Regions from separate parts of the Mus musculus genome. Here regions 1, 2, 3, 4, 5 and 6 are each linked to region 7. The links are chromatin loops, found by intact Hi-C in ENCODE. Cell type or tissue: left cerebral cortex. All regions are shown on one strand. Region 1 has its middle 13 kb from the start of Gm40106. Region 2 has its middle 19 kb from the start of Gm40106. Region 3 holds the start of Tent5c (terminal nucleotidyltransferase 5C). Region 4 has its middle 56 kb from the start of Gm25802. Region 5 has its middle 53 kb from the start of Gm32471. Region 6 overlaps Man1a2 (mannosidase, alpha, class 1A, member 2). Region 7 overlaps Gm32471 (a long non-coding RNA gene).

Region 1 (4,000 bases), 130 kb before region 7:
CCTCTAGAATTTGGTCCTCTGGCCTTTTGTCACTAGGAGACAGGAAAGAGGGAGTGAAGTGACTGGTGAGGTTAGTGAGAGGCTGGAGGAGCTCCCAAGACCTGCTCTTTCTCAGTGTAGTGGGGAAGGAGAGAGGTGGTGTCAGGGACAAGTGACTAGAAGACTGTTTCACAGGAACGTGGACTTCACAGGACTACCAGAACCCAAAATGGGTGCTCTGACAATTCTCCCATCACAGGCAACTTTAAAAAGCCAAATGAAATTCCAGGGAAAAGGGGAGATGGGACAGCCCTCATTTTAAAAACAGCATTAAATAATTAAAAATTAATGATGTGCTTATTAAACCAAAGTACTAAAATATGGCTTGAGTAAAGCCAAAGAAGGAAGCCCTGAACTCGGTCCAGCCAACCATGACCTGAGGGCTTGTGCTAATGTGGAGAAGCACCTAGGGTGCCTTGAACATGTGTCTCAGCTGCTCACCTACTTTCTAGCTCATCCAGGCATGAGGAAGGGCTCTGCTGTCTACTGGGCCAGGATGCCTAAAGGCCCAGGTTTGAGCAAGCACTTGTATGTAACCTAGAAACTGAATCAGTTTGTTTGGAGGTACCAGCCTTGGGAACAGGAAGTCTTTGGGCAAAGAAGAACAGAAGAGAAAGGAAAAGGAAGATGGGTTCAGTGTGGGAGCTGGGCACTGCCGAGCTAGCCTCTGAATATCCAGGGCCCCTTGAGCTTCCTGTCCCCAGCCTGTCCTTCAGAGGCTGTTTCCCCTCACAGGGCAGTGCATGGCTTCCAGCCCCTCATTTTTTTTTTTTTTTTTAGCCTCATTGCTTCCTGCTTAGCAACTTGCACTGTATTAGCAGCAAAATAGGTGTCTGGGGGTAGCTGATGGGGAAGGAAAATAAACTGAGCCCTGGGCAGGCTGGACAGAAAGTGTGCTCACATGATGACGTGTGTAGGCCGGATGCAGGGATACCGAGAGGCGGGCGTTGCACCTGTGAGGATACCAGCATTTGTGGATACATGGTTCACTCTGTGTGACCAGTCAGAAGGATTGGGTATGGTGGGGTGCAAGACAGCACCCATCCATCCCACTGACTGAGCTCAGCTCATGGAGACAAGGAGAAAGGCTTATCCTACTGCATCTAGCAAGCAAGCAAGGCCAAGGCCAAAGGCAGCTAACCTTGTGAGCCTGGCCTGCACAAAGAACCAGCGCCATATCACCTCCTTTTTCCGGACAAGAGAGGCCACATCTCCCAGGAGGCTATGGTCTGTGTGCTGGGTTCCTTCAGTGAATGGAGCAGAAGCCATTGGCTAGGTAGGCATAAGAGATATATGAGAAGGATTCAGTCTTCAGAAAGCTGGAGACCTTGGCTTACAGGGTGGATAGATATCAGGGCCTGAGGATGCTGAGCTTACAGAACCCCACCCAGGCAGTAGTTCTTCTGTCAAGCATGGTGATAGTATTTATCCCCTTCCCACCAGCCTAGTATCTGTCTCTATCACGGTGGGGTGCATAGCCACCGCTGATCTATAGGAATATCCGATAGATCTATGACTTCCCAGCAGAGGGAGCTTTCCACCCTTTGAGACACAGAGAAAGGAAAGTTGTCAAACTCAAAAGGCCACCAAGGGGACTGTGAGTAGTGGGAACCACCACCTCAAGGACGAATACTACCTGCAAAGTCAGACACCTGGGTTCAAGTCCTGGGCCATTCACACCTTCTCTCTGTGAGCCTGATCCACACATACAACATCTCTCTCCGCCTTTTGTTATTTGTGGTTAATATTACTCACCTTCTCACAGAGTGGGGTGGAAATTAACTAGTACCCCACATGACATCACAAGGCCCTGCCAGCTGAGGCTCAGCCCATCATCTTCCATTTTTACCCTCAGTCAAGGGTAGAGGGGCCCAGGACTTCACCCAGGGACTTACCTGACACCTCCCATGCTTGTTGAAAGGTAGAAGGTAGTTATGCCCAATCCTGAGAAGTCTATAAAATTCTTCTGCAGTCAGGGACTTGCCATCAGGAGTGGAATATACTAGGTCCTGGTAGTCCAGTCCTTTCTAAGAGGGCAGATGTTCTGCTAATAACATCAGGGATCAGCCTCGTTATCATACACAGTAGATTTGGTCCTAGAATCACGTTTTTTTAGATGAGGGACTGGACTGTAGGCCACCAATCAGCTTGAACAAAGGCAAAGACTCCGCCTACTAGGCACGTCCAGAAGGGCCCACTGAGTCCTGGGAGCCTTCTCTGAAAGCCAGCACTACTGGAAGAGCTATAGGGATCCTGTCTTTTCTCCATATCTGGGGCATTTCTTCCACATCTCCACAGCCTGAGCAGAGCCTGTGACCAGACATAGGTGAGTCTAGCTGGAGCTGGGACTGTCCACCTGGCTCTGTCCGTCTCCTCTCCCTGGCTCACAGATGGCAGCTATGGATCTGTAGTCAGAGGAGCTGTGGCTCTGAGGTTACTCTCCACAAAGACTCGGGGTCCACAGACTTCCAGCAGTCCTATGAACATATCCTTGAGCCATCCCTTAAGATCACAGAAAACTGGGATATCCTGGAAAGCTCCCAGGGCCTGTGAGGATGTTCTCAAAGGGCACCTGCTTGACACAAGCTCGCAGGTCCCTCTGGGCACGCAGGGGCGCAAGTTTCAGACCAATTCCCCGGAAATGATCGCCTGTTTGCAAAGGGCACCCGGAAGCTGCGCACAACTGGCTCAGGTGAGGGCCAGCCCACTGCTTTGTAGCCCTTGGAACAAAGTGTTTCTAAGAAGCATGAAATGAAACGTTCTGAAGGCTGGTATTTTTCCACTTGGCAAATACCTATGATTTATAGGCACAGGGTGCTCCGGTTCACTCTATTCCGGATCTTCCTCTGACCACATTCCATCCGCTCAGCTGGGGCACAAGGGCTAGGGAATCACTAGCCCCCCATGAAGACCCCCTTGTGTCCTGCCCCCTGTGGCTGAGGAAGTGGCCTGAACAGGGTCCACAGCCACCCAGACCTATACCTCAGGGACCATTCAAGTGGCTCTAGAAACAGAACAGAGCATTCCCGAGCTCCAACCAGAGCCAGCTGATCCTGGAGACCCCACTTGGCTTGGTTTCTAGGTTCCCACCATTTCAATGCAGAAGAGCATGGGGCTCATCGGCACACTATATCCTCAAGGGGAAGTTGTCCCTGCTTGGTCATAGTGGTAATGAGGTTCTTGGAACTTGGACATTGTAATCTGCTACTTGGCTGTTCCATTGGGTTGAATCAGAGCGCCCCACCTCTCCCCCACACACACATCCCCACGGCTGCAAAGAGATAATTTTTGTTGATAATTTTAAAATCAAAGCCTTCTGTTGATAATTTTAAAGTCTGGTTTGCGTTGGGGAAAACATAAAGGCTGAAGAAATTTCAGCTGGAGTTAGTGCGACAATGGGGTTAACTGAACTGAGCAAGCCTTGATGGAGCACATGTTCCTGGAAGGTTGCTGGACCTGCAGCCGGCTGTGGAGGTAAGGAGACCTGTGTGGTGTCCTCTGTGCACAAAGACCTCAGTCTACACAAGCCCAAACCAGGGACCCTCCTGGACCCCACAGGAGAGGCATGCTACATAGCAGGCAGAAATCCGAGAGTCAGAAGCACTTCATGAAAAAGGTGACAAGAAAGATGGAAGAATCCCCTACAAACAAATATAAGAATACAGAAAAGGGAAGAGGCAGACTTAGTCACTGAGAACAGCCTCCCTACCTTAGCATTCTCTTCCATGTCTGTGGTCTACCTTTCTCTCTCTCTTCCTAACCTGGACTGTTCACACTCATTCATATAGTCCTCCATCACACACACCCCAGATATTTACAAAGCTTGGCATGTCTGGAGCACAATTCTAAGAGTGAGACAGCAGCTCTGGAATTTGTACATTCTCTTGCTGGGTAGAGACAGGTGGCAACAAATGAATGAGCTGATGATATATTGTAATGCCAGTCTTGGTAAGAGTGAGAA
Region 2 (4,000 bases), 140 kb before region 7:
TTGTTTGAAGCATTTCTTTTGGCTTTGTCTGTTTTCACATTTCTTGATTTTAAGAAAGATAAAGAGCTTGTTTTTATACACCTACTTGAAAAGTAGAGCTTACTGTCCCCTCTTACAAAACAGCCTTAAACTAGTCAAGAGTGAGGCAGTTCTAACAGCAATTTGGGACACTTAGGAATTTTTACATACAAACTTTTGGGTGGGCACATCTTCATTTCTTTTGGGTATATATGTATCTAGAAAGGAAACTGCTAAATCATGGTACAGTTGTTCATAACTTGCTTTGCTTTCATGCTGTAGTCTGTGTAGGTGGGAGTACCTGGTTTCATCCCTCCACTGCCTACCAACAGGAAGCTGAGGCCGCTGTAGTGATCTTTAAGTTCAAATTGTGCATTTGGATATGAACATGCCAAGGTGCACATGTGGGGGTCAGAGGACAGTTGTGGGAGGCATTTCTCTCCTTCCCCTTCCCCCATGTGGCTCTCTGAGATGGAACACAGGCTATAGCGCTTGGTGGAGAGAGTCTGCCTGCTAAGCCTTCCCATCAGCATCATTTAGTGTTAGTTCCCAGCTCCGTAGTCACTGGCACTGGCCATCCATACAATCAGTGCCTCTCTTCAGGTTAGCTTTGCGTATGCTCTGCCCATTTTTACCTTTTATTAAGCTGTGAGTTCTGAATATACTCGTGTTCTCTAAGATGTTGATGTGCCCTCTGTCTTAATGGTGCCCTTGAAGAACAGAAGAGTTTAGCATTGATGAAGTGCAAGGTCAATGTGTTCTCTGATGGAATATGCTTTCTTGCCTAATTTAGTGTCACCGTGACTTTTCATGAAAAGCTAACTAGTTTTAGTTAGAGGCCTGTTATCAGTTCTGAGTTTATCCCTGCGTGTATGGTGAAGGCCTACTGGTATTGTTGTATGTGGACAGCGCTTGCCTTTGGCATTGCTCTGGCACCTCTGTGAGCAGTGGATGGCTGCTGTTAAGGCTTTATTTCTAGTGTCATCTTGCTCACTGACAGTTGTCTAGTCTAGGGCTATGAGGGTGTTAGTGGGTAGCTGGGCAGCAGTGTTTTTCAGCCAGCAGTGGGATTTGCACCTCTTTAATGGAATTTGCACCCCTCTGTTAATAGGCAGTGTTTTGCGTTTACTTTAACCTGAACATTCTGTGTTTTCTGCCCATACCTAAGGCTTCTTGCATAGGCTTTGACATAACCATGGCTTCCCTTGCTCTCTCCTGAATCTGCACTCAGCCTTGTTCCTCGATCGATACATAGAGCCTTCTAACCACCAGGGCCATAGGGCCTGATACAGCATAGCTGCCACACTCCACAGAGCTCTGTGGTGCCTCTGTCAGCCAGTCCACAGCTTGCTCAACTGGAACCAAGACATCAGGTTACCTGTATTGGCTTTTCCTGTTCATTTGCTATTAACATTGCATGTCTCTTCTCTCTTTCTTCTTTCCCTCCTTCGTCCTCCTCTCCTCTCACCCACCCATCTCCACCTCTAGGGTCAGACCTGCAAATGCTACAGAGACTTCTATCTCTGCTCCATCTGTTCCCAAGGAGCAAGGCCTGGGTCCTGAGCATCTCTATACTATAGTGTAGACCCAGCCCTGCCCACATAGCCCATCCCACTCTAGTAGAACTGCTACTGAAGTTGGCTGGAGGGAGGGGAACTTTGTGGTCTCAAACGCCATGGCTTCACTGTTCCGTTCCAAGGCTCATAGTTTTCCCTGAACAGTTAGACATGAGTGTTTTATATCTGTAACCAGTCTCTAGCATCCTAAAATGCTTATTTGCGTTTTTATTTTTTTTTAATAGCCTCTTTAGGAGGAAAGAAGTTGTTGAACTTCTAAAAATAAGTTCCTATTTTTCTTGCTCCAGTATGACTAAACATTTTACAGAGCCTTCCTTGGTTTCCCTACCTGCAGGCTCTCCCATCCCACACTGTCTCCATCACATTCTGCCTTGCATGGCATCCACATAAGGACACGTCTTCACCTGGTTAACCACAGTGTAGTTGCTTCTTAACAGACTAGACTGAGCATCATTTTACTCCAGGTACTTGTGGACTAAACACCCCAGTCCTTGGGCCCCAAACTCTTCCCATCAGACCAGATCACCTTATTTAAGGGTGACCACAGTCCACTCTCTCGTTTCTGCATTTTCTGTCATCCGAACATTGCAAAAGCCATTTAAATCTAGCCATGAGAAAAGAGCTAAGTCAAGCTCATTTTGTCTGTTGTTGGTTTGTTTTGTTTTTGTTTTGTTTTTTGGTACTGTGGCTGCACTGCGAGCTTGAAGACAGGCTTCGGTAGGGAGAACAGTGAAATCTAGCCAGTAAGAAGCTGGCCAAAAATTGTACTTTAATCTTCCCCTGGCTGAGTGGAGTAAACCTGTAGGCAAGTTAGTCAACTTTGGGTATAATCTTATTTCCTGTGAAATGGATCTGGGCTAGAAAACTTGAAAGTGACTCATGGCATACTGTTTCAAAATCTAACCTGCTTGCCAGCAGCTGTATACAGAAGTCAAAATAAAACCCATGCCTTCAGACAAGGACTGGCTAGCTTCATACTGGAGAGTGTATGTTCGAGTGCGCAGGTGTGTGTGTGTGTGTGTGTGTGTGTGTGTGTGTGTGTGTGTGTCTCGCACATGCGCGAGTGTGACGTTCACACTTGAACATTAACAAGGGATGCCAAGATTTTCGTCACGCTTGGCATAGGTGTGGAAAATGAAGGGGTTCTCATCATTTTCATTGGGGGAGGGTGCCATGGGGCACCTGTGGAGGTCAGGGGATGACTTGCAGGGACTGGTTCTCTCCTTCCAGCTCTGGGTTCTGGAGATTAAATTCAGGACATCAGTCGGGCTGTTGGGACTACTCAGAGCAGTTAAGTCGGCTCTTCCAAAGGGCCTGGGTTTAGTTTCCAGCAACCATGAGGCAATCTACATCTTGTTTACAACTTCAGTTCCAAGGGATCCCATACTCTCTCCTGGCCTCCATGGGAACCAGGTACTCAGGTGGTAGACAGATATACATGGAAGGCAACACACACACACACACACACACACACACACACACACACACACACTCACTCACACATTTAAAACATAAACCCTCAGGTATTAGCTCTTCTTTGAAAGTCTGGTAGAATTCCTCACTAACGCCATCTGCCTTGGGCTTCTTTTGGTTGGGAGGTTTTTAATGACTTTTTCTATTTTTTTAGGGGATATGGGCCTGTTTAGATAGTTTACCTGCTCCTGATTTAACTTTGGTACGTGTTATCTGTCTAAAAAATCATCCATTTCATCTAGATTTTCCAGTTTTGTTGAGTATAGGCTTTTGTAGTAGGATCTGATGGCTTTTTTAATTTCCTCAGTGTTTGTTGTTATATATCTCTCTTTTCATTTCTGATTTTGTTAATTTGGCTACTGTCTCTGTGCCTTTTAGTTAGTTTGGCTAGAGGTTTTCTCAAAGAACCTGCTTTTGGTTTTGTTGATTCTTTGTATGTTCTCTTTGTTTCTATGTGGTTCACCGAGTTTGACTATTTCCTGCTGCCTACTCAAAAAACAGCAGGCTTAGGGCAGATTGAGCCAGAGTAGAGCAGAGGGAGAGGAAACCAGAGATAAAACAGGTTAGTCACTTAAGACTCACGGTCTCTTCTGAAAACTAATTCTAATCTTGAGCAACAAAGAAGCCCCAAGAAGACAGTGGCATTACAAAATGACCTGTCTGCCTGTTTTCAAGGGGTTCCTTTGGTTTCTGGGTGCTGAATACAGTATATGGGAGCCATAGTTGGAAGAAACAGAGCAGCTGGGTGGGAGGAGGGTACTGAAACGAGCCGGAAGAGAGCATTGTTGACTTAGAGCAGCAGTGTAGACCATGGATTTGTTCCATGCATTTGGGAGACAATAAGAGAAGTCAGGCCGGGTGGTGGTGGCACACACCTTTAATCCCAGCACTTGGGAGGCAGAGGCAGGCGGATTTCTGAGTTTGAGGCCAGC
Region 3 (4,000 bases), 66 kb before region 7:
TTAACGACTGCTTTCTGATTTATTTAGTACCTGGCATGAACTTTTTAGCAAGCAGTGCATGATTAATAGCTATTTCCATAATATTGATCTCACGGTTATCTCGTCCTTCCTCCCATAATACAGATGGGAAATAGTGTTTTTGGAGGATAGGTCAAGACGGTCAGTAAAGCTGGGCGTGGTAGACCACGCCTATAATCCCAGCAGTTGGGAGGTGCACAGAGGTGGATCAGTTAAAGGTGAGCCAAGGCTACTTAGAGGCCTGTCTGGGGTTCAGGAGGCATTGTCTTAAAATAAAGACCAAACCACAATAGCTTCTTGCAAGGCCTTCCGGGTAATTAAGTGGTGAAGGAGAGTTCCACAGCGGAGCCATCAACTATGTGTGTGTGAGTGAGTGAGTGAGTGAGTGAGTGTGTGTGTGTGTGTGTGTGTGAGCCATCAACTATGTGTGTGTGAGTGAGTGAGTGAGTGAGTGTGTGTGTGTGTGTGTGTGTGTGTGTGTGTGTGTGTGTGTGTGTGTGTCCCACACCTGCGAGCAGTAACAAGCAGCAAAGACCAGCGCTGCTCTCTGGAGAGCTGAGCTGCTGTGCTTAAGGCTTTGGCGATAGCTTCCCGGGATCGCCAATTGCACACAGGTGGTCCGCGCGGCCACAGCTGCTTCCTTCCCCCCAGGACCACGACCTCACCTCCAGCCAATTTGTTCGAGGAATCAGAAAGATTTTTCCAGGGCCCACCTAAGAGTTTTCCGACTTCACAAACACCGCGCGAGGCAGGCGTGGGCTTCCACTCCCGGCTCCCGGAAACCAGAGAGCACTGGGGCGAGGAGCGCCTAAAAGTTTGAAAGAAGACGCGCCCGCCAGGGAGCAAGCGGGGTAGAGGGAAGGACAGTCTAGGCAAGGGAAAGCTAAAGAAGACGGCAGAGTGGAGCGGAGAGGACAGAGGAAAATTGTGCCCTCAACCCCAAAGTTAGTTCGCCGCCCACAAAGCACCTCTCTATTGCGCCTGCGCAACGCTGCCTCTTGGTCACCCCGCCCCTTTGCGCCGCCCGAGGTTTACTCGTCTCTCGGCAACCATTGACCCGAGGAGCCAATCAGAGGGCGGCGTTCGTCCGGCCCCCCGCCGTCAGCGCGGGGCGCAAGGATCCCGCGGGGCCCCGGCCGGCGCGCCCCGCCCTGGCTCCCCCGGGAGGCCGGCCGCGGGGCGGGGGCAGGGGCGGGGAGGCGCGGGGGAGTGGTCAGGCCGGTTAAGATCGGAGGGGGCGGCGGCCGGACCGCTCACTCGCCGCAGCTGTCTAGGGGCCGCAGTCTCCGCTCCGCTCCTGCTGGGGGCTGCCCACGCCAACCACCTGCCTCAGTCACCTCCTCTTCCAACGCCCAGGTGAGTCCACACTCCCCTCCTCCGCAGGTGGGAGGATGCTGCTGCGGTCCTCCGGGGCGGGGGGGGCGGGGGGGGCCGCGCTTTCCCGCTTAGGGTCAGTCCCGGCAGAGCCTGGTGGCATGCCCCGGGGATGGAGGAGAGATGCCAGCAGGTGTCAGGACCCGCCTGGCTCCCGCGTCCCTCACGCAAACTTTCCTCTGTGAAGGAGGCAAACTTTTCGGAGACCGTGGCCGGGCTTTGGCAAACTTGGGCGAGTTCCTGCTGCCCCGGCAGCCGGAGTGTAGGGGGCTCTTTCCCTGCACCTAGTCGGTGCTCCGGCTCTGAGCTGCGCCCCTGTGGCGCGCACACCGAGCCCGGAACCCGGGCGATTTTGAACCCCGCGGTTTTGGCGGCGCAGATGAAGACGCAGCGGTCGGGGCTAAAGCCTGGCCGGCGAGGGGAGGGCAGTTTCCTGGGCTCGGTGCCCGGGATGGCGGCTGAGATCCTTCTCCCTTTGGGACTGTGGACACCCAGCGCGGCCAAATGATCGAAGCTGCGCGTCTCTCGGAAACTTCTCGAGAATTCAGCGGCTGTGAAACCTGGTTCCTCCCCTTTGGGGATCGAAAGTCGCTTACTGCGTAGGCTGAAAGCCATGTAGTCAGTCCGTTGACTCTGATAGCGGTGCTGTCGGTGGCTTAGAGGCGCGGCTCCCGGATCGTCCGGGTCAGGGAACTTCTTTAGCGCAGTTTGCGAGGAGGGTGAGAGCCTTCTCCATAGGAAGAAGTTGAGGAACCTGCAGTACCAGCTGGTAGCCTTTACACCTAGCGCGGGCAGGCTGGAGGGCAGGAGACCGCAAAGTCCTGGAGGGCTGGTGAGGAAATGCCTAGTTGGTTTTTCAAGAACGCAAAACTTCCACCAGCATCGATTGTCATCCCTAGGTGGTCTAGGCCTCTTTTCTCTCCTCTCAACCTTTAATGTGGAGAAACCGTTCAGAGCCCGGACCCAAGTCTTAAGCCCCTCCCTCAATTGAGGATAAAGTGCTTACAACGAAAGATTTAATAGACTTACTGATTTTTTAAGAATAGCTGTGTATGTAATAGTTTGAATTATGACGAGTTTGGTGTTCTGGAAATAAAGTTAAGATGGTCAAATCCTCCTAAATTAGGTCCCCAGCTGCCCCGCTACTCTGGGAAGGAGGGTGACGGTGGCCATTGCTGGCTACAACAACTTCCACTGTAATTTGCTTGGCAAGGCAGCGAGGGAGCCAGAAAGCTAGCCAGGCAGCCAAGAGGGTGGTAGGAAGGCTTACCAAGAATTCTATCTTGCTGGAAGTCACCAGAGGTGTGATTGTTTTTCCACATCTTACCCCGCAGTCGAAGGGTGTGGGGTGAGGAGTAACGAAGAGCCACTTTTCTCTCCCAGCTGCTACAGCTGGACCACCAGTGGTCCTGTCCTCTGCTGGCCTTGTTTGTGGGGATGGAGGGCTTAGTATCTTAGTATCCGGATCGGACAGCTGAAACCTTCTCTCTGAAGAGACACTTTGGTTTAAGAAGCTTTTAGATGGAGAGTTCGATGTGTGGAATAATTGTCCCAGGATCTGCACAGGATGTTGCTTACTATAGTTAAAATTGTGGGGGTTGTTGAGCGATCTCTAGACTGTTACTAAAAGAAAGGTCCCGAAGTTTTATGAGTAACTTTAGTGTGTGCACCTAGAACAAACAGTCACACTCTTTAGTCTGAGTTTCTCCCATAATACCTACCTTGTATCTAGAGATTAAGTTTGTGAACTCAGAAGGGAGGACTTGGCTCCTGGCCTGTTGGTCTGAGTGTGAGTGGAGTGCCAAGGGCTCGCTCTCCAGCTTTTCCAGCTCTGCTGCAAGTATAGCTACCAAGCTTTCTGCAGGACTTCCAGCCTCTGCCCTCCATCACCAACCCCAGTGGGGATGCATCCCCCAGTGTCCAAGGGCAGGCAGATTATACTTGCTTTGCATTGCCCATGGGAAAGTCCAGGAACCACTCAGCAATGAAAGCAATTTAAAAGGGGACTGTTGAGCCCTGTTGTACTATTAGTTAGGCTCAGCTGCAACAAAACTGGAAAGCTGCATTGAATGTTTCCTTTCTCCCTCCCTCCCTCCTGCCCTCCCTTCCCAGCTTCATCTACTAAGTAGTACCCTGTCTCTATCTCTCTTCTATGCTATGCTGTCGTAGAATCAGCCATGGAAGAAGGACAGCCTATATTATTAAGAAAAGCTGTAGAAGCAGAGATGGGCTAAGAGTTAAGATGATGGCTAGGGGGTTCTTATCTCTTTCCTGGCCTCCTGGACACTCTCTCCTCTCTCTTCTATCTCTCTCTGAATGTTTGGAGATTAATAGGGAGTGAGTCAGAATCTGAGGTGTTTCTTGGTTTAAAACTAGTCTGTTGGTTTTTTCTCATTATTGAGGTAACCGGCGAATAGGGGAGATGCCTTCTACCATCCCACTGTTTTGACTGTAGCTGTTGAAATCGTATTATGATGGCACCAGCTTTTCCATATTTGACGACGTGCTTGTGAGTTTAAAGCTACTTGAGAAAAGCTGACCTTCTAATTTCTTGAACCTGAGGTTTCTCCCGCTTTGTAACCTTTTGACTGGATGCGTTCATTGAAAG
Region 4 (4,000 bases), 63 kb after region 7:
TATGTGCTCATGTGTATGGAGACCTTGTGTGGCTTGTTAACATAACACTGATTGAGCCATATTCACAGCCCTTAATTTAAGACTTTTCCTAAAACTGACTTTGGATTAAGGAATGCAGGAATATCTGCTGGAGAAACAAAGTGAGGACCAGGCGATGTTGAGCCCTGTTGAAAGAGAGCCTTGAGTATGATCCTTGGTAATGAGCTTGGATGTACTCTTAGGCAGTGGATACCATAAAAGATTTCAAATTGGAGGGATGAAATGACGTAGCTTATATTCCAGATCCGTGGCACCATGTGTGATGAACCTTTAACATTTAGATCAAAGGCACATAGTGGTGATGCATGGCAGAGACATAAAAAGATGAGAGACAATCCAGAGCAGGGTGGGAGGACAGGAATGGACTTGGGTCCTTCGAGGGGTTTACTCGGATATAGGAGACAAGTGGAAGGACCCAGGGCTCATAATGAGAACATGAAGGATAGAACTGGACAGAAGAGTAGACGATGCAGGGACAGCAGATGAGGAAAGATGAGGAGATGGAGGCCTTCCACAAGAGCCAACCAAAAAAGGTGCCAAGAGGAACCTGCTGAAGAAGGAAGAATCAATCATACCAGTGGGGCTGTCATGAAAAATCAAGACAAAGTTTCAAGCAAGAAGCTGATAGCGTCTGTGGGGCTGTGAGAGTCTGTTTGATCCAGTCAGGAGGACCAGTTTGATCCAGTCTGTTTGATCCAGTTGAAGGACTATTTGAGCCCTGAGCCACATTGCAGAGAATGGAGGGGCAGAGAAGAATGTACGGGCAAGACGTAGATGGCTCTCTGCGGGTGGAGGGGCTTGACAGTGAAGGACGGTGGAGGTTTAAGGAGCAGCTGTGTTGAGTGGGGAAGCTTTTGAGAACATTGAGACACCTGAGAATCTGTTTATAGTGAGGGAAAGACATGCCAGGGAGCTGCGTGAGCTGTCTTTCAGAAGTGCTAACAGTGGCTCTCAGCCTTCCTAATGCTGTGACCCTTTAGTACAGTTAGTTCCTCATGTGTGGTGACTCCCAACCACGAAATTATTTTTGTCTCTACTTCATAGCTATAATTTTGCTATTGTTATGAGTCAGAATGTAAATATCTGTGTTTTCCAATGGTCTTAGGTGGCCTCTGTGAAAGAGTCATTTGACCCCCAAAAGGGGTCACAGTCTACAAATTGAGAACCACTATGCTGGAGGAAGGCATCTTCCTGCTGTTGGTCCCACTGAATACAATGACATCGTCAGAGATTCTTTAGTGTGCCCACGACTTACTGCTCTTCCAGGCTATGCGTGGCTGTATGTTAAGGGGGAGGTGTGGGAATCCAGACAGACCCAGAGACCACATTAACTTAACTCTGGAGCCCCTCGGGATAGACACAATTCTCAGGCCAGCAACCTGCTTTCCAAGGGTCTCTCTGGTGGACAATCCAGAAAGGCCACTTCTTACCAGTTTCTAAAATGCTATTTATTTTCAAGGTCTATTACTTTAATTCAGTTTCATTCAAAGGGGTCAAATGTCTCCTGGGTGCCTTCTGAGCCCAAACTTGCCCAATGATGGGAACACTACTCATACCCTTAGAAATGCTGTCTTTTGTAGGTGTTCAGCTTTTCGGGGATAAAAAGATAAATTGACATAATAACCAAGTTACTGCTTTCTAAAACTGTTTAGACCCCCCCATACCGCCCTGATTCTAAGCTCCTCCATTCACTTAGCTTAAGTAGCAAGTACAGGCAGTCCTGGGTTGAAAATCAAAAAACTGAGATGAAGGAAGCTTGTCTCTGCTTAAAAGAACCTTACAGGGAGACCGAGAGGGGGTGCCCATTCTCTGGAAGTCTTGATTGTCATGGTCAAGATTCGGATGGGGAGAGCAGAGAAAGTGCTGACTGACCAAACGTGTCTGAGAAATATGGGAGAGGGTGTCATCAGGGAAAGCTCCCCAAGGGACCGTTTGGAGTAGAGCTTCAAAGGGCTGTCAAACGCTGATGTTCAGTAACTGCGTGGGGACCGGGGAAACTGGCAGCTTTCTTCTAGGGCTGAACCTGAACATACCGGAAGCCAAAATACTTGCAAGCCCTTTGTGTCCTGAGAGCCTGCTGTCTTTCTGCATGCTGACACCTAGTGGCTGTGTACATTTTTCACACTTTCTTAGAATGCTCAGGCTCCTCTCTTCCCCCTCCCTGGTTGTTCCAGTTAAGGAACTAGTGGACCCCTGATGGCGGACAGGGATGCCTCCCATAGCCCACAGCCTGTGAAGCTGGGACTGGACTAGAATCTCACTCCCTGGACTCCAACATCGGATTGACTCTGATGCAGTCCCCACCACAGCCAAGCTCTCACCATTGTTACAGAAGGTCCAGTAGGTCTCACCTGAGTGTGCTGGGACATTTCATGTCCCACTTGCAAGGGTGGGGACATTTTAACATAAAAGAAACATGGAAGCTAGTGGCTTAGCCAAAGAGAAAAAAAATGGGGTATTTCCTTCTCACCCCATTCCTACTGGTCCAGCCTTCAAAGACCTATCTCACTTTTGAGTAAACATGGTTAAGAGATGCTAACAGAGTGGATGCAAATTGTTAGCTTTTGGTATTGGGAAGCCAGAATGCTATGAGAGATTGGAGGGAGAGGCCTCTAAATTCATTTCTTTCTACCTATAGCTGCTAGAAGAGTAAAATCATTATTGAGTCTCAAGGGCAGTGGGTTCTAAAAACACCTGTCAGCTGTTGCATCTCATAGAACAGTGTATTCAAATATGGTTCTTTGTTAGAGCTGAAAGTTTACATGTCAAGTGTTTCAGAAGCTCACCTGGCACTGCAAAATCTACCATGGCGTCAATGTCCTTGCTAGCAACCATCCTGGCTAATCTTCACACATCACCGTGTTATGAGTGGTCATGTTGTCTTTCTGTTATATGTTTTGTATTAACGACAATTTCAGGCTATTAGTTTGTGCCAGCAGTTAGTGAAGAATAGATCTTAAGGAGGATACAGTAAAAAACATAGGGCTAGCAAGACTAATAGAATTGATACAAACCACAGCAGCTAAGGAGTGAACAAGCTCGAGGAAAACCTCTCCATGGAACAATAGCTTGAGAGAGAGAAGGGCTAAAACACGGATTCTAATATTTGGTCTCAGTGGCCCCATCAGCTTGGGAGAGAAAAGGTCTACCATTTATCCATCCTTGAGGGAGCTCCTGACATTTCATATGTTCATGTGTAGCATACTGTCAGGGAGGCAATACTGAGACTCATAGTGTTTGTTTTTCCTGAGGTCACATATGTATTATATGACAGTGATGCTCAGTGGAACAATGAGACCTAAATTATTTCACTGGTACTTTAATTCGTTTATGTCTCCAAGGCTGGGTTGTCTCTAGCCACTCTTGTTTTTTCTTTTTTTTTTCCATGTAGTATGTGTGTGTGTGTGTGTGTGTGTGTGTGTGTGTGTGTGTGTGTGTGTGTGCACATGCGCGCGTCTGTGCATATATGTATGTGAAGGCCAGAAATCAAGCTCTTTATAGCTGTCCCCCTTATCTCCTTATTTACCAAGACAGGATATTTTACTGAATGGGAAGTACATGGATTGGCAGGCAGGGTGACTAAGGCATCTCTAGGGATCTGTCTGTCTGTCTTCATTTCCTCAGTGCCAGGGTTACAGAAGTGTGTCACCATTCCTGGCTTTTTATCTGGGTTCTGGGAATCTGAACTCAGGTCCTTATGCCCACAGGGTGAGCATGTAACCAACTGAACCTTTTTCCCACCTTCCTCTCCCTGTTATTTGTTTCTTTTTGACATCCCCTACATAAAGGCTATTAACATGAAGGAAGAATGGTTTCTGGCTGGAAGTAAAGAAAGCTTATCTAGGTAACAGTTCCTGGAGGGGCCTGGCCATGCAAGGCTGGACCTTCTTATCTTCCAAATTAAAAATTCTGGGTTGCTTCTGAATAACTCATAATTGAGGCTGGCATCCTGGCTGGTGAT
Region 5 (4,000 bases), 57 kb after region 7:
TTTCTGCAGGACACTTTTATGTCAGTCTCTTTGCTATGACATCAGCCATGTTTGTTCTGCTCCTTTTTATCCAGCACACAGGGTATTGTTTTACTTATACCAAGTATTCAAACACTTGCCAGGTTAATAAATAAACAATGTTATGGTTAATTAGATAGGACATAGGGAAGAAAGGGAACAGCCTAGAATGGCTCCAGATTTTCTGGCTTCAGCCAGAGGGCGGGGACAGCGTCGCTGACTTGCACTGAGAATGTGCAAGAAGGAGCCTGTGCAGAATTTGTAAGGACCTAAGTTTTGGACATGAATTTGGGCTCTTGTGGCATATGCACCAGTTCTTTCTGGTAGTAGAAGTTCTGTTTATGTCTAGTTTAGTAGACAAACATGACTGGAGATCTGGTTGGAGATACCTTAGAGAGCAGGGTGTGTCAAAAACCAGGGGTAAATGAGACCCTACATGACTTTCCAGTTTGGGAGAGAATCTCTAACTGAAGAGGAACTTCAAGGACAATCCCCTCAACTGGCATACACCTGGAGATGTCTCCTAGCCCTCAGAGTCCACCTACTTCCTAGCTTCCACCAGGACCAGGAGAGTCACTAGCCACCAAGCCTACTCTTGAGTTTGGGAGAGTTTCTTGGAAGGCTGTGTGAAGCTGAGCCTAGCACATTGACCTTTGGGGGCAAACCAATGCCTTCTAGGGTAGGACAGAGCTCCCCACCCCTACCTGGCCCCTACCTCTGTTATCCATCCAAGGGTGCCAAGAGCTTCAAAAGCATTTCCATATGTGGGTAGGTTTAATCTTTGATCTTCTGGGCTGCAAAGTACTGCTATGTCTACTTATAGAAAGATCAGAATCTTGAGATGATAACAAAGCTAACCCTGAATCTGACACCTGGGAGGTTTCCTGCCAGAATTAAACACCTTCATCTGTATAGACAAGGTTTTCCATTCACTTGTTTTGTACCATATGGAGAGGAGGGGGTGGATTTAACTACTGGATGCTATTGGAACAAAAGGTCTCAGAGGGCAGGCAGCAGCCTGAATATTAGCTGTTTGTCAACTCTTGTCACACCCACTCACAGGCAAGGGAGGTCAAGCTGCAAAGCCACCTGGTGTGGGAGTCTTGCTTTTGAGTGCCACCAGCTGTACCTGTGTGGTGAGTCCCTGTAACTCCTGTTTCAGAGCAAGTACTGACCGGGTGGATCTTAACCGTAGCTTCCCTGAACTCTCTTTGCCCACCCCTGGCTCATCATGGGTTTAGAGGTCTAGCTCTTTAACTGAATTACAGTTAGTCTTCCTCTTCCTCTTCCCCTCTCCCCCAACTCCCGCCTCCTCTCCCCCCACTGCCTCTCTTCCTCCATGCATGGTTCAGGTTCTCACTGTGCAATCTGGGTTTTTTCTAGAACTTGCTATGTGGCTCAAGCTGCCTAAAATGCATAGTTCTTTTCATTTTGTCTCCCAAGTACTGGAATGACAGATGTGTGCCATCACATCCAGCTAGCATTACTAATTCTAAGGTAGAATCATTCGTTTGGAGCGGTGAAGCTTCTAGAAGTTTCAAATGAACAGAGCTTCCTGCCTCCCACCAAATTCTCTTAAAAACAAAACCAAAAATCTGGACACTGAGCTTGACTTCAAGTCCACTTCAGATCCATTGCTGAGCTACAGCTGGTGTATTAGTTAAATCCATAAAAGCCTGCAACTGGCTTTCCTCTGAGCATTAAATCACACCTGGCACATTTGGATACAAGCAGTGTTGGAGCGAGGGTGGATGGGGTAAAGCGCAGGAGAGAAAAGGGGATTCCCATATTTTTCCCTTGGGTTTTCTAAGAAAACAAAAATTGTTTTCAGAAGAAGAAACACCCCCACAGCCTCTAGATTTTTTTTTATAACCCTTACTGTGACACAGAAAAATATGCTCAAGTAAGCCTCCTTCCCACTCAGTATGCACCATGTGTTTCCTTCCACACTGGAGGAAATAGAACATTACCCAGGTCTTCCCCTACCCCTGGCCAGAGCTAACTAGGCTAAGAGTAACTTCACAGCTTATCAGTATACTCAAAATGGGACCATTTCCAGAAGCAAGGGGGCTATGAGTCCTGGATAGGAATCTCAAGCTAAGATGAACAGATCAATACCCCAGGGCATGTCTCACCCTTGCTTCACATATTCATAATTCAGCAGATACTTCCTGGCTTTCCTCCATGCTGGCAGTCACAGAGGATGGGAGCATAGATGTAATACATTACAGTGATCTCACAGATCTCAGTGCCTGGTGGGAGCAACTCACCAGCAAATGAGCCACTCTAGCACAGAGTGTGGCAAGGTCAGGGATGGGGATTTGACCTGGAGGCTCCAGTGGCATTCAAACTGGGTGCAGAGTGGAGACAGAGCCAAGAAAGACTTCCTGGAGAGAAGCCTCCCTGCATTGTGTTCCATTGGGCCAAGGAAAGGAAGCCAAGCGGAGTGGAGAGGAGCCATTGTGAGAAGAGGGAGCAGCATAAGAAAAACAGAAGCAAATGAAAGAAAGCACTCTTGGCATTTCTCTGGAACTATAAAAAGCCAAGAGTACCTTGAACTCTGAGTGAGGAAAGAGAAAAGGTGAATTTAGAGCAGAAGGCAGTGCTGGAGGGAACGGGTCGTGGGGTTTGATTTGGAATTACTAATGTCTTCAGTAAAGAACAAGGCAATCTACACTGCAGGTCTCCTGAGTCATGTGTCTGTTGAATTGCTACTGTAGCACAAAAGTAGCCACAGCCTAAGAGTAAAGCAATGATCAGGTCCCAGTAACACTTTACTTGCAAAACCAGGCAGTGAACTGGCTTGGCCTGTGGGTTAGTCTACCAATCCCCGAAGTCACTCAGTACAGGAATAGGCTGACCAGCTCATCTCTGTTTTCCCAAAGCTTCTTAAATGTTCGGCCCATGAATATCTCAAACCTAAGAAACTCTCATCCCTAAGCAACCAAGAACAGCTGATGACCTTATCTAGAAAGCTTGTTAAAAAGTCCAGACTTTTAACTCAGCCTGCTGATTCAACGAACCACAGTCTAGAGCTGGGAGAGAACCAGAGGATGGGGTGCCATATACGGGTAAGAGAGTCATCAGAGATGAGAATCGGTTTCCAGGCAAGAAGCCGCACACCCATGACCCTACCTAGTTATAATGAGGGTGCAGTTTGAGTGGCCCTTTAAGAAAGTGGATTTAACTGGGTAATAGTACTTGGTATGAGGCTGGACATTTATGCAAAAAAGCTGTTTGCTAAGTAACCTCTTTGAACCACAAAAAGAGGAAGACCCCCTGGGCAGATCACAGGAATGGATGAACCAGGTGAGTTCCCCTGTCCCTCTCACTGTCTAAAAGAACCACTCATGGGTCAGTGTGCTGTCCAGGAATGAAGAAGCAAATGAGTCCTGTGCTGGAGTCACAAGCTATATGTTCCACTAAGGTACACACGTAGATAAAGACAGTAAACAGAGAGGAAGATAAACTTTGGCCCCAAATGACAATTTTGGAAGTTGTTCATGGCCAGTTCTTATCAGTAATAACTCTACAATGCCAGGGCTGAAAATTTCCTTTCCCAAGCAACAGGTGTTTGGCTTCTGTTCACAAATGGCAACTGTTTGGTTTAAGCAAACAGAGTTTGCTCTCCCCGTTTCCTTAATCGGCCCCTTTTAAACTGAACTCCACAGCCATGGGGGAATTTTCCACTTGATTCCAAATGGTGTTTGCTATCTTCTGGACTGTTCGCTTTTCAACCCAGGTGAGTCTTGTTCTGAGAACATCAGTACATGAAAACCCATATTTACAGTTGAATTACATAATCATCCTTAAAGTTTAAAATGGGCTTTCACTTGCAATATATATATTTAATGAATGGCTAAAGCACATAACCATCTCAAGCTATCAGAAATATATTTCTAGGCAACTGAAAGGTAAGAAAGCTTGTAGAGTGACAGGACTTAGTGATTACATCACACATCTCTGACGTCACGCAGCCATG
Region 6 (4,000 bases), 150 kb before region 7:
CAAAAGCTAAAGACAGTTGAATATTCTCAGTTTCACATTGTCCGACTGTGTATGTATCTGTGTAAGTATGTATTTGCATATATAACTGTGTGGTATCTTCAGGCAGTGATGCTGCCTAGAAGCTACTGAGGTTCTCTCTCTTTAGCTGCATCTCTTATCCTTTTAAAAAGCACAAACGTCAAAGATACAGCCTTTATAAAAACTGATGACATAATGTGAAGGTAAGATGAGATAAAAGTTCTATGAAGATCAAAATTAACAGTCTTAATACTTCGAAGAGAATTACAGGGTAGCATTGTCCCTTAACTTCTTCTGAAATGTTAGTTAACTCTAAGATAGGCTTTTGTTAGAAGCTGAGAGGTGTTGAAGATTGCTTTGTCAGGTGGCTATATTTGGTGTAGATCATTAAAGACTAGCAGTTGGGTGTGCTGGACTACTGGACGTGGTGACTTTTTGACATGGCAGCGGCATAGTTACATCAAAGTAGTGTTCTAAGCCTGAATATTTTGCCATGGAAACTATCCCGTGAATTAGCTGTTGCTAAGGCTTTTTCTCTCTAAAATCCAAAGGGTTGTATGATGGCTTTTTTGTTTTGTTTCCTTTGGTAGTTCCTATATTATTTGTTTATTATGTGTGCTGATGGTTTAACAAAATACTATATAATGAAGAATAATATGAAATAAAATGTGCGATATATCAATAAATCACATATACTAGGTTCATAAGAGAACCATTAATGAAATGCTAGTCGTTTGCGAAAAAATAGTTAGTTGCTTAACTTGCAAAACATGAAGAAGATGTAATGGCAGTGGTGGTATTTGAACATTCAGAGTTGATGCTGAAAGAGGATGAATTGATGTCTGGAAGAACAGCCACAAAAACGACAGTAAAGTATCATGCTGGGGCTGCAGACTCCTGTATTGAGTGGTTCAGTGCAGGGAGATTCAGTAAGAAGGTAAAAGAACAGATAGTGGTAATGTTTCCAGGGTGGATAATTATGGAGATTGTGATAGGAGTTTAAGAAGAAATTGGTTTTTCAGAAAAAGGAATTGATTTTAATAAATATTTTGAAGAGAAAGTTCAAAGGATAAATATTCAAAGCCTGAGTATGAAGAGTAAAAAAAATATCTGTATAGTCCCTTGGAATTGCCTCACCTAACGGAAACGTTCCCGTTCAATTTGGCAGACTAGACACAGTATATTTACTTATGCTTTCTTGAAAGCCATTAAAGTGACTACAGAACACTAACTAGTCGAGTAACAGAGGACGAGGGCACTTCTGTCAGCACATATGTAACTGACATAACCGGACAGAGAAAGCCAAAAGTACCTGGGTTGATTTGAACAAGCTGGCAATCTGCTACAATGCTCTGCACCTTTGAAAGGTGGAGTTTGAGGATGGGGGAAGGGCGTTTCCATGGAATGGTGGACTCTTGCTTCTATCCTGCCTCATCTGTGTTCTAAGTGAAAAGAGATCTTATGAAAGGAGCTTCAGCAACAAGGCTGTGGACTCTGGCTGAGGGAGCAGCCACTGCTGAAAGTGAGAGATGACTGAGAGACTTCCTTCTGAGGAAATTCAGTAGCTCACAAGAAATGAAAAGCCTCACCAAGATAAAATAACCATGTCCTTACTCAGTAGCAAAGCCCAAGTAAATACCACCCTCCCCTCTGCTTCAGGCTAGCCTTTCAGCACCTTATGTTTAAGCATTGGCCTGTGCATTAGCTTGGGAGTGTTTGATACTATGAGATCTGTGTATATGTGTGTGCTGTGAGATTAAGAGGATAGTTCACCCAGCTTGATTACTTAGGCCTGAGAGAAGTTCTTTAAGGTTAAAGTCTGGAGTGCTCATACGTAAGCAGGTAGTAATGTCACCCTGCTGGGTTCCTCAAATTGCAAGACAGAGCTTTACATTCCTAGCTCTAGGAATTGTCTGTCTGTGTGTTTTAGTAAAATGGTAGCTGATAAAAAGTCTCACAAGCTGAACAAATCTAGGAGCCTACACTGCCGGGAGCAGCTCTCCAGCACCAGCCCACACATTGTTCACGAATTTATCTTCTTTGAATTCTACAATTTCAGGCCTTTGTATTACCTCCTAGCATCAACTAATTCTTCTTAAAAACCATGGAAGTGTTTTCTACCTGCCTTTAGCCCTACAACTCTCCCTGCACAGCTCTCACAGACTGAGCTCATTTGCCATGTGTTGGAATCTGATAGAAAGAGCAGGCATGTGGAGGTTACCTCACAGCCAGATTTTCTCAGTTCATATGCACCAGGCATCTAGGAGCTAAGGGAAATCAGGAGTTAGTGGGAAACGGTCTTCTTATTAAATTTATTATTAAAGGAAGCAAGACAGCAAAAAAATCTGAGTGAATTTGCTGCATTGTGTCTGCTACTCCTGATAATAAAGTCTCTGGGGCAGCAATTGTGTCTGTAAGTCTCCATGTCTGAAAGTCAGTCTTACATTATTTGAATCTCAAGTATTTTAAAATAAACTCATTGCTTCTACTTCCTTGCTCTTGAATTAGCTTTGCTCTCTAGGTTTGTCTTTAGATCTAAATCATCAAAGTAGAAGAAAGATACACTGTTCATACACTCTATCCAGCAAGCGCTTGCTGTTAAGTGCTTGACCTGTGTTGGCTGTTTGCATATGTCAGTATGTATCAGTAAGTACCTTGGGGAATAATCCTGTAAGAGTTTACATCCAAAAGTTCTCTGCATTCTCCCTAACTTAATAGTTGCTGTTTCCATGCCATGGGTATCATCTGTATTCCCCATCATTTGCTTTCTACCCCTGCTTTGTCTTCTTTGCAACATCACTTCCTAATGCAGAAGTGTGTTATATGTGAAGTAGGAGTTCAATGTTTGCATCTAGGATCACTTAAATAAGTTTTAGTTATATGATTTTATTATTTCCAATTACACTTTTAAGACATTTTTGACTGTTTGATGTCAAGTTTTAAGTTGTTCCATAACCGTTCTTTTTCTCTTCTGTCTTTTAACAGCATTTTTATTTGGTTGGGTTTGGTTTTTGAAGACAGAGTTTCTCCATATAACAGCTTTGGCTGTCCTGGAACTCCCTTTGTAGCCTAGGCAGTCCAGGTCGCCTCAAAGTCACGACGATCTGCCTACCTCTGTCTCCTGAGTGTGTCACCACTACCCAGCATAACATAATTTTCTTAAACATTACCAAAGTAGAATATAAACTCCCTGGAATAGATTCAGGGGTGTGTGCGTGTGTGTGTGTGTGTGTGTGTGTGTATTGTTTATTGTTTTATCTTTATAAACTGAGGTTTATATATACAAGTTTTAATATTTAATATATGCCAGATGAAGAGTTGAATCCCTTGACTCCCATGGGGACAGGTGACAACAGCAGCAGTCTTTTTTTTTTTTAAATTTTTTTAGATATTTTCTTCATTTACATTTCAAATGCTATCCCGAAAGTCCCCTATACCCTCCCCCTGCCCTGCTCCCCTACCCACCCACTCCCACTTCTTGGCCCTGGCGTTTCCCTGTACTGGGCATATGAAGTTTGCAAGACCAAGGGGCCTCTCTTCCCAATGATGGCCGACTAGGCCATCTTCTGCTACATTTGCAGCTAGAGACACGAGCTCTGGGGGTACTGGTTAGTTCATATTGTTGTTCCACCTACAGGGTTGCAGACCCCTTCAGCTCCTTGGGTACTTTCTCTAGCTCCTCCATTGGGGGCCCTGTGTTCCATCCAATAGATGACTGTGAGCATCCACTTCTGTATTTGCCAGGCACTGGCATAGCCTCAAAAGAGACAGCTATATCAGGGTCCTTTCAGCAAAATCTTGCTGGCATATGCAATAGTGTCTGTGTTTGGTGGCTGATTATGGGATGGATCCCTGGGTGGGGTAGTCTCTGGATGGTCCATACTTTTGTCTCAGCTCCAAACTTTGTCTCTGTAACTCCTTCCATGGGTATTTTGTTCCCCATTCTAAGGAGGGACGAAGTATCCACACTTTGGTCTTCCTT
Region 7 (4,000 bases):
ACACACACACCAAAAAGGCTAAGTGTCTGGGTTTCTATGTTCTTAAGGCAGGCACAATTATAAACTTTCAATGTGGTAGAAAGAACAAGGATCCAGGTCCAACTAGCTGGAATCTGGTATCCAGGGCCCACGTTCTAATGTTCTCAGATATATTAACTTCTAAGCCTTGGGGCTTTTTGTTATAGGGTACTATATTTTGGTTATCAAATAAGATCTGTAATCATCTCTTTTAAAATACCAAGACCATCAAATGTGATAATTGATGTCAATGATAACAATGAACCTGAAGACAGAGTAGGGTTGGAGCCAGGGGATACCATCACACCTGGCTGACAGGGACTTTGCTTGTATGCCTTCCCCTGAAAGGAAGTCAGTTCCAACATACAACCTTGGGTTGTAATACCTCTGAATAAACTGGGCATACTGATAAGGTAGAAAGCTCCAGGCAAATGGGGTCCAGCTTGATCTCTTCCAAGAGGAGCCTGCCAGGTCCTGATGTTTAGTTGCCCCAAACCTATTGTCAGACTCATCAAGGAGTGGCCAATGGCTTAAATGACAGCCAGAACTTTAGAAGTGGAGTCCAAGTATAGAGGTGCATACCTTTAGTCCCAGCTCCCGAGAGGCAGAAACAGGCGGATCTCTAGAAGTTTGAGACTAGCCTGATCTACATAGCGAGTTGCAGGCTAGTCAGGAACTGTCTCAAAACAAACGAGCAAAGGAGCTGTGGCCTAGAGATTAAAAAATGGCCTTCCATAGAAACCACACCCAGACTGCCTCCCATCTCTTTTTAATCCAAATTTTAGTTCAGAATTTTTCCTGTGACATCAGCATCCAAGGAGGACACCTACCTGTTCTTCCCCAGCTTCCTGTTCCTCCTTTTCCTTAATCTTTCTTACCCAAGCTTAAGTCCGAGTGCACCTGTAACATAAATTGCTAGAAAAGTAAAGTGTCACGGGCCACTTGTGTTGACTTAATTTATGATGCTACTTACCTGGTGCACATGGAACGCTGAATATAAGCTTCTAATCATACGCTCTGAGACTAAAGTAAATGCAGAGATTAAACATCATCAAAAGACCACGATAAAGAAGGTTCAAAGTGTCTTTAATGGACGGAGGTGTTGGTTTTGCCGAAAACAGATGGCCATCACCAAGGGGCAGTGACATTCAAATTCGGTTCCATTGTTTCTGGCTCGTCATATACAGCACACCAGCTGGCTCTAACTGGACTCGCTGCAAGGCCTTGATGTAGCACTGTAATGTGACCTTTATGGCATACAAACATCATTTCCACACTGTGTCAGCCTGCGGTCCTCAATTCATTTATTTATGCCCATTAAGGTTCTGCTTCATGTTGCCCATTGATCATTCAGAGAGCGCCTGTACTTTATCATATGAAACAAGGGATATAGAGTCTCCATGTGACTGCTGAGGATTTCCTTAGAAAGCTTCTTCTGGTAGCTGTTCAGGCTTTGCAGGAGGAAAACAACAACAAACACACACACACACACACACACACACACACACACACACACACACACACACACACACACACACAAAACCCACACAAAAAGCTCTTCCCAAGAGAGCAGGTGGTAGTGGTGGTGGTGGGAGTTGTTCCATATCGCCCCCTAGTGGTGGATTACTTTGCCATCTACATAGTTCTGGAGAGATAGCTTGGCTTGAGATGCAGAGGATAGCACTTGGAAATGTTGACATTTTGGCTGGGATGAGGGGCCTGGACATCAGGACAAGAATGGAGACCTGGATAAGTTGGATAAGCTAGGTCGTGACTAAAACTGAGGTGTTTTTCTTGTCACATGACCTTTTTTTCTCTACTGATTCCTTCTGGTCATTGGAAAAGTCTACACAGGAAAAGTGTCTTGGACTCTGGGAAGGGGATCTAGAACCTGCTTTCATTGGCATTTAGGGCTCCAAAGACAGCAACAGCAGCTACTGTGAGATCTATGGCTTCCTCTGGCTCCCTTCTAATTTCTGGTACCTCGCAACTCTGTAGGAACCTGGACACAGCAGGGTTTGGGCTAGAAGACCATTCTGAGGGCCAGGTTTTCTCTGGATCCCCATCTCCTGGGTGCTGATTTGTGCCTCTTTTTTTTTGGGGGGGGGGGGAGGAAACTTGAAGAGAGAATTCTTAAATACTCAAAGGCTGTAAGCATGCCACCCTTGCTATGACATTCCTCCCCCAAAGGGCCCAGGCCCAGCATCCACATGTAGAAGCAGATGAACTGCCATTTGAATCCCAGTTCTGTCACTCATTCATCAAGCCTAAGATACTCTTGACCCTGTGACCACACTAGGGTCTTAGCACCTCACCCTACACTCTCACCATCTTCTGGAACAACCATCGGAACCTCTGAAGACTCTGCCCTCTTCTCTGAACAAGAACAATATTTGGCTTCCTTTGGTGACTCATTTTTCCACCCAGAAGACTTTCCATGCATACCCCAGGCTGCTGTGCAAACGGTGTCTCTGGCCCTCTTGGGTGTGTGTGAGGCTCTATCCTGGAATTGTGGTGAAGCCGGATGCTATTCTGAGATGTTCTGTAGCCTTCCAGCTATTTCAGGCCCCAGCGGTCTCTCTGTCCATGTTGCAGCCACAATTTCCAAAATTCATCCTTTTATACCCCTGACACCCCTGGATCTAAAATAGCACCAATCTGGAGGTGGTGAGAAGAACATGTTAGAAAGAGTGGGCATGTGCACATACGCCACCCTCAGTCTACAGCTGGCCAAAGAACCAAGAAGGAGCTAGGCCTAGAGACCAAGATCCAAGATGGAGCTGGACAGAGACAGCAGGGGCGTATACCCTCATCCACACGTTGGAGCAGCAGCAGTGTGAGGAACTGGCCAAATACTGCAGGAACTCACTTCTTGTTTGCTGACTTCTCACTCAGTCGGAGATGGCATTCGTTTATCCAGTTCACAAGTATTCCCAAGTGCCTACTGTGTGCCCGATGTTTGGGTGTTGGTCTGTCTCTAGATCTGTTTCTATCCACTGGTGGATGAAGCCTCTCAGGAGACAGTTGTGCTAGGCTCCTTTCTTCAAGCATAGCAGAGTGTCATTTATAGTGTCAGGGGTTGGCTCTCTCTCACGGGGTGGGACAGAAACACACTTAATCACAGAGCCATCTCACGAGCCCCACAATATTCTCTTCTTCATTACAAAAGACAGAGATGCCAGAAAAATCTGTACCCGTGTGAGGTCCACAGAGCCAGTGTGGCAGGGCAGAAATCTGAACCCACAAACCTCTGATCTTAAGAGTTCAAGTAAGATCCTATCTGTAGTGCACAGTGGCATCCGATTACGGCATGGGAGCTCATTGAGATGCAAAGTGTGGTGAAGGTGACTGGCCTGATTCCACAGGGTTTAACCTTGAGTCAGACGCAGGACTCCTTCCTCAGCCCCAATACAAGGAGACCAAATTCTTCCTTCATACTTTTGGGTTCAAGGGCCCTTCCTGTACAGTGGGACAGCCTAGGCTAGGGTTGGACACTGATCACATCATAGTTCTATCTGTTTCGGTAAGGAAGTTCCTGCCCTAACCTGTTCATCTGGGATTCCTTTACTCCAAACAACCCTACACAACTTGGATTTCATGTGCTGGTTTCTTCCTCTGATAAGCTGCATACCCCAAGCAGGGAGAGGTTCCCTCCTCTGCATTCCCCAGACTTCCAGCCTGCACGTCTGGCACCTTGCTTATCTTGTTGTTTGGGAATAGCCTTGCGCATGTCTGTGCATGCCATCCCATAATGTAGTGTTGCACACACTTGGAACTCAGGTGGTCCAGAGCACCAAAAGGACAGATCACTTCAGCCATTTGCAGTTAGCTTGCAATTTTTATTTGGTCGCAGCTGCTTTGTAAGAGTTTTGGAAAATGCCCTCTTTCCTAAGCCTGGATTATGATACAAACGTGACCCAAAGCACACAACAAATACTTGTGGTGTCTGGGTGCCAGCACTGAGGACATTTCTGAAGGCTTG

The links. Hi-C counts contacts between places; a loop is a spot of excess contacts. Peaks named below come from ENCODE experiments on the same cell type or tissue, not always from the same donor. Only the 100,000 strongest peaks of a DNase experiment are listed, where the experiment ranks them.
Region 1: it touches region 7 in a loop (3-fold over the local background); 24 of 42 quality-filtered maps call a loop at or near these places.
Region 2: it touches region 7 in a loop (2.5-fold over the local background); 25 of 42 quality-filtered maps call a loop at or near these places.
Region 3: a loop joins it to region 7, with 4 times the contacts of the local background. A loop is called at or near these places in 5 of 42 quality-filtered maps.
Region 4: a loop joins it to region 7, with 2.1 times the contacts of the local background. A loop is called at or near these places in 6 of 42 quality-filtered maps.
Region 5: it touches region 7 in a loop (9-fold over the local background); 6 of 42 quality-filtered maps call a loop at or near these places.
Region 6: it touches region 7 in a loop (4-fold over the local background); 16 of 42 quality-filtered maps call a loop at or near these places.

Annotation. Positions count from the first base shown.
Region 1 is chr3:100,552,623-100,556,622 of GRCm38, reverse strand. No RefSeq gene overlaps it. Among named protein-coding and RNA genes, the nearest start is that of Gm40106, 13 kb to the right of the region's middle. In left cerebral cortex, a CTCF peak has its summit at 1,567 (motif pointing right); a DNase peak (open chromatin) is centred at 1,542.
Region 2 is chr3:100,558,095-100,562,094 of GRCm38, reverse strand. No RefSeq gene overlaps it. Among named protein-coding and RNA genes, the nearest start is that of Gm40106, 19 kb to the right of the region's middle. In left cerebral cortex, no CTCF peak of the experiment used is centred here; a DNase peak (open chromatin) is centred at 2,430.
Region 3 is chr3:100,486,468-100,490,467 of GRCm38, reverse strand. It overlaps Tent5c (terminal nucleotidyltransferase 5C), which reads left to right and starts at 1,276. Exons shown (of 2, transcript NM_001142952.1): 1 at 1,276-1,374. In left cerebral cortex, no CTCF peak of the experiment used is centred here; DNase peaks (open chromatin) are centred at 1,072, 1,831 and 2,490; H3K4me3 peaks cover 2,059 bases.
Region 4 is chr3:100,357,306-100,361,305 of GRCm38, reverse strand. No RefSeq gene overlaps it. Among named protein-coding and RNA genes, the nearest start is that of Gm25802, 56 kb to the right of the region's middle. In left cerebral cortex, a CTCF peak has its summit at 2,138 (motif pointing left); a DNase peak (open chromatin) is centred at 2,121; H3K4me3 peaks cover 329 bases.
Region 5 is chr3:100,362,852-100,366,851 of GRCm38, reverse strand. No RefSeq gene overlaps it. Among named protein-coding and RNA genes, the nearest start is that of Gm32471, 53 kb to the left of the region's middle. In left cerebral cortex, no CTCF peak of the experiment used is centred here; DNase peaks (open chromatin) are centred at 1,433 and 1,976; H3K27ac peaks cover 599 bases.
Region 6 is chr3:100,570,740-100,574,739 of GRCm38, reverse strand. All of the region lies in intron 12 of Man1a2 (mannosidase, alpha, class 1A, member 2), which reads left to right. Among named protein-coding and RNA genes, the nearest start is that of Gm40106, 31 kb to the right of the region's middle. In left cerebral cortex, no CTCF peak of the experiment used is centred here; a DNase peak (open chromatin) is centred at 2,068.
Region 7 is chr3:100,420,202-100,424,201 of GRCm38, reverse strand. Gm32471 (a long non-coding RNA gene) reads right to left here. Exons shown (of 3, transcript XR_375895.3): 3 at 2,124-4,000. Among named protein-coding and RNA genes, the nearest start is that of 4930406D18Rik, 4.2 kb to the left of the region's middle. In left cerebral cortex, a CTCF peak has its summit at 1,653 (motif pointing left); DNase peaks (open chromatin) are centred at 1,642, 2,640, 3,185 and 3,652; H3K27ac peaks cover 1,423 bases.